Linked DNA regions of Mus musculus: region 2 is linked to region 1. Evidence: chromatin loops called from intact Hi-C (ENCODE). Cell type or tissue: heart. All regions are shown on one strand.

Region 1 (2,500 bases):
ATGATGAGCCTTTTGGTATTGCTCTTCCATGCACCTGTCAGGGGCAAGGATTATTTCCTGGAATATCAGCTGTCTCACAGTTTGCATGTAATAAATACTGGATGGCCATAGATCACAATGACTTCCTAGGTAAAAAGGCCAGCTCACCCACAGGCATGGGTCAGAGAGCTATGAGATTTGGCCCATTTGTCGGGTGAATAATACCAAAACAGCCATTCAGAATTTCTGGTAAATCTGGCCCCTTCGGTAAGTCACAGGATGGGAGGGGTGTATCAGGGACCTGTTTGATTGAGACTTTTGATAAGATTGTATTTCTCTGGGTTTTGCTTTCTCTTGCCTCTGCCCATTAGAGTTGCCATGCAAGAAAGCAGAATACAGCCAGCCCCCCATGTAGGAAGTGTGTGAAGCCGCTAAGCCTCAGGCAAGTCTCACATGACACCAAGTGAACAATAACAAAGTAATATATCACATTAATAACAATATTGGCTGAAATATGTTTGATTTATAGCCCATTTAATTTATAGGCATATGTATATGATTTCGAGTATGTTTATATACATATGTAATAGAGAATCCAGTCCCGTCTAGTGGCAAACTGTATATATAGCAGTGGCCTTGTAGGATTATAGTGAAACATCTCTGAGGATTTTATAGCTGTGGCTGTCACAGAGATCACAGCACAACCCATTTCTACATGATTGTAGTGGTGCTGGTATAGACAGACCTACTGCACTGCCAGTTATATTAAAGGACAGCAAATAGAACAATGTGTAATACTCGATACTCTAGGATACTAAATGATTCTGTTTGTGGGTATATGGTTCATACTATCATGAAGCATTTCTACTTAAAAAAAAAAGTTTGCCTCATGTGGTAGCATGCCCTGTAATTCCAGCACTTGGGAGACCAAGGAATGTGGACAGTCTAGGCCAACCTGGGCTACAAGGTGAGAGCCTACGAGCGACACCCCCAGCACCTCAGGTTTTATTTCCTGCCTCCTGATTTTTGTTGAGCATCTAGGTATGCATTGGAGACTCAAGGATGTCCGCATGGTGACACCAGATAGTGACTTATTTTCCCCCACATGTCCTGTTGCTAAATCATATTTGAAACAGTTGTATGTCTTTGTTTATTTTTCCTATGAAAATACTTTATGTTTCACTATTAGTGATTTCCTGGATTTAATATTATTACAGACAATTTTGTAAGAAAAATGGCATGCCAGTTTTGGTTTTGTTTGTTTCTTTTTGAAGTCTCTCGGGATCTTCTTGTGCTTGGTGTCACATTCATTTCCCTCTAAAAGGCTGACTGGTCAGAGCTCCTTCCTGTTGCGCTGGGAGTTCACTAGAGGGCAGCCTATGCCCATGTTTATATAGCAGTGAGGCTTCACCACACAAACCAAGTTAGGCTTCCGTGTTTCTTAGAAGCATGGCATTGTCACTGTCCACCCGATAGCTTTACTTTGGGTAACAACTCTCTGACCACTGCCAATGGGCAGCCTCAGTAGGGGGAGCGAAGTGTGAATCAGAAATAAATGTGAACCATCAACTCATACAAAAATATGAACACACCCCTTCCTAGGTTTTACTTCCTCCTTTATGTTTCTAGCTTTCCTTGATTGAATTTCTGTGAAGTTAAGCAAATACTGTACTCATTGGCACAGAAGTGAAGAACTAGCAAAACTATCCAGGTACAAACAATAACATGAATTGCAATTTGTGGAATTATATATATATATATATTTCTTCCTTGGTATCTAGGAGGGCTGTTACCAGGACTCCCAGATGCTCAAATATCTTATAGAAAATGTTATGGTAATGCATGGGGCCTACATGTTGTTTGCATCATTTACCATTATTCATAATGTTAACACAATGCAAATGCTGTGTAAATAGGTGCTGTATTTAGGGGTTAATGGTAAGAACTGTACATGACCAATAGGCATAGTTTACTGGGTATGGGTGTTAGGGATTGAACCCAGGGTTGTGTACATGATCAGTACACACTACACACTGTAGCACTGAGCTACACTCACTTGCATCATTTCTATAAACAGATGCTATCCATCAGTGGACGGTTGGCAAATCCTTCTTTGTGTGATATCTTGTCTCAAGGCAACAGTAGAGCAGAAGACAGACATAGGGAACTTGCTCAGAGGGGAAGGTCTCAAGGCCAGTCTGATGCAGATGATCTGGACTATAGTAAAAGAATGGAGCCACCTGAACAGCAGGCAAATAGTAATTAGTGGATAAGAAGCTAGGATGGTGCACAAGGCAAGGACAGACAGTCTGTGACTGGGGCTCCACAAATTTGTGAGGAATTTTGCTGACCTTGAATCAGCTTGTCAGCATCACCAGCAGCTGCCCTTTCTCTTCCCTTGTCCCATTGTTGTGGGTAAAGGAAGTCACTGTAGGTTACAGGAGTTCCTGTTTTCAGATTCCAAATAACAGTGGAGAGAAAAGATGACCCCCCACCCCAACAGAAACAGCCACTGGCTACA
Region 2 (2,500 bases), 810 kb after region 1:
ATCTTCCAAATCTCTTTATTCTGGAGAGAAGCAGAGGAGGCTACTCTGTGCTTTAATAGCATATAAAGGCCTAATATGAAAAACAAAACAAAATAAAGCCTGCATACATACACCCCAAAGGGGAGCCAGCCATGCAACCGGAATGTTAGAAACAGTGTTAGAAACGTATCAGAAACGTATCAAATTCAGGAATCATTTGCTCAAAATGCGTTTAAGTTACAACAGAGCTCAGTCTATTACCTGCTTGTACAGTGCATAGAGTCTTAGCTTCACTTCGTTTCCCGGGTCCTTCTTCAAGAGTTTCACCTGGTTCAATGCATTTTCAAAGTCCTGCTGACTGGCTCTCATTGTTGGTCTGCCCAAGTGCAGTTTAGCCACTTGTAATCTGAAGACCTGCAGGACACTACAAATAGTGGTTTCTGTTTGTTCCTTGCCCTTTTATTTCTGCAGCAACAGGATTACTGATTGGCTCCAACTCATGTTGATCAGAACAGCATGCATCTACAACAGAGGCAGGCGGATTTCTGAGTTCAAGGCCAGCCTGGTCTACAAAGTGAGCTCCAGGATATCCAAGGCTATACAGAGAAACCCTGTCTCGAAAAACAAACAAACAAACAAACAAAAACAACAACAACAACAAAAACCCCAACAGTTTCCCTAAGTAAGCAACTTCCCACTGACGCTTATTGCACGCTCATTCAAATGGAGGGTAAGTTTTGCCTTTTGAGAAAGTCACACAGCGGTTCACTTTGCTCCATAGTTCTTTGGGTTATTACTTATGGAGCACTCTCTCCAGCCACTTCTCTGAACAAAGTGAGCTTACTGCTTGAAACCCCACACTGGTTCAGCAGCGCTCAGAGCTAACTAGCAATATTGGACAAAGTGTCATCTTAGCCAAGGCACTGCGTGCGTGCCCTAGGAAGTCCCGGGCTGGGCCTGGAGGCCTGGGTGCCCCGGGGACCCAAGCACCGACGGAGGCGACCGGAGCGCGTCCATCCTTACCCTTTGGGACTCAGCAGAGGAAGAACCTTCGAGGTCACTCTTTAGAGCTCTCTCGCTGGGAAATCGTCAAAGTAATATCCTGCTGTCTCGCTAGCCAGGCCAGATGACAAAGCGGGCGGCTCCGTGGGCGGGCGAAAATTCCCGCTGGCGACTTTGGGCCGGAGAGTCGAGGCTGCAAGCTTACCTCGGACACCAGCATCGAGCCCGACTCCAGGTCACTGCCGCCATAGCTAGATACTGTGGTCAAACTGAGCCCGGAGGCTTAGGCCCAGCAGAAACTGCAGGGCAAGACCGGGAAGGGGCGGAGCCAGAGGTGCGCTCCGGGCGTGGGTGGGGCCAGGGTTCAGGGGCGGGGCCAGGATGTGAGCTCGGCCTGTGAAAGGACCCGGGGACAAAAAGACTGGCGGAGATAATCTTGGATGTGAGCCCTGGGCAGGGGTGCGACTAGCGACTCCTTCAGAGTTGAGAATGGGCGGGTTTCGAGGAGGAGCCTAGAATGCCTGGCCCAGGTCCAACTCCGTACAAAGGTGATTGGCACAAGATCTGGCAAAGAGGGACAGGGTACGGAGGCGGTTCACTGTGTTCTTCGGAATATTAATCAGAGAGCCTAAGCATATTTATTTACAAACCGGACAGCTCCCAGAATGTTTAGTTAGGAGCACGCTCCTGAGCACGTTCAGTCTAAGGTCATGGAACATTATGTTTAAAAGATTATATGGACAAGAGTGCTCCTGGATATGCTTATCTTGCACAATTAAGTTTAAGCTGAACATGAAACGGTATAAGCTTCATTAATGTAGGCGTTTGCCCCTAAGGTGATTCTCATGCTTAGCAGAGGCCACCTCCAGTAAACACCACGTCTGGCTGAAGATTGGGGTGGGGGTGGGGCAGTTCGCAAGGAAAGGGAACCACACTGAGCAGAGTATTAGTTGAGCTTGAGGATCACTGCGCCCACGTTAAGAAGCTCTTGTAGTGTGTGAGACCTGGAACTAGCATTGTAAAGTACCTTCATAGTGAGTCCTAGACCTCCCTGCCGACTCAAATGATCCTCTTTGCACGTAGATAAAATTCTTGATATGAATATATATATGTTCTGTGCTAAGAGTAATAGAGAGCCACGGAAGAGCTAATTGGTAGAGCTAGAGAATTGACTAGGCTATTTGAGAACAGTCGTGGCTCTTGCAGAAAGCCCGGGTTTGGTTTCTCTGAATCTACAGGGTGGGTCATAACCATTCATAACTCCAGTTCCAAGGGGACAGACACATTTTATGACCTAAACAGCCCTCAGACACACAGATGGTATGCATAATACCAGTATGCAAAACCAATTACATAACGACAGTTAAATAAATAGACAAAGTAAAACAAAAAAGTTACAACAAATACATTTTTTTAAAAAGAGCCATTGGGTATGCTTTTGATCTACTTTACAGTGCAGTCAAGATGCCCGGGCATGTCTCTGAGAGTTTTGTTTCTGTACTAGAGTGAGAATGGCAGA

Evidence for each region. A loop is a pair of places that touch in the nucleus more often than their neighbours do. Peaks named below come from ENCODE experiments on the same cell type or tissue, not always from the same donor. Only the 100,000 strongest peaks of a DNase experiment are listed, where the experiment ranks them.
Region 2: it touches region 1 in a loop (2.2-fold over the local background); 2 of 42 quality-filtered maps call a loop at or near these places.

The regions. Positions count from the first base shown.
Region 1 is chr13:34,186,319-34,188,818 of GRCm38, forward strand. All of the region lies in intron 9 of Slc22a23 (solute carrier family 22, member 23), which reads right to left. Among named protein-coding and RNA genes, the nearest start is that of Gm52037, 10 kb to the right of the region's middle. In heart, a CTCF peak has its summit at 1,335 (motif pointing right); a DNase peak (open chromatin) is centred at 1,353.
Region 2 is chr13:34,992,828-34,995,327 of GRCm38, forward strand. It overlaps Eci2 (enoyl-Coenzyme A delta isomerase 2), which reads right to left and starts at 1,317. Exons shown (of 10, transcript NM_001110331.1): 1 at 1,187-1,317; 2 at 241-403. The coding sequence starts at 1,230. In heart, no CTCF peak of the experiment used is centred here; a DNase peak (open chromatin) is centred at 1,394; H3K4me3 peaks cover 2,110 bases; H3K27ac peaks cover 1,472 bases.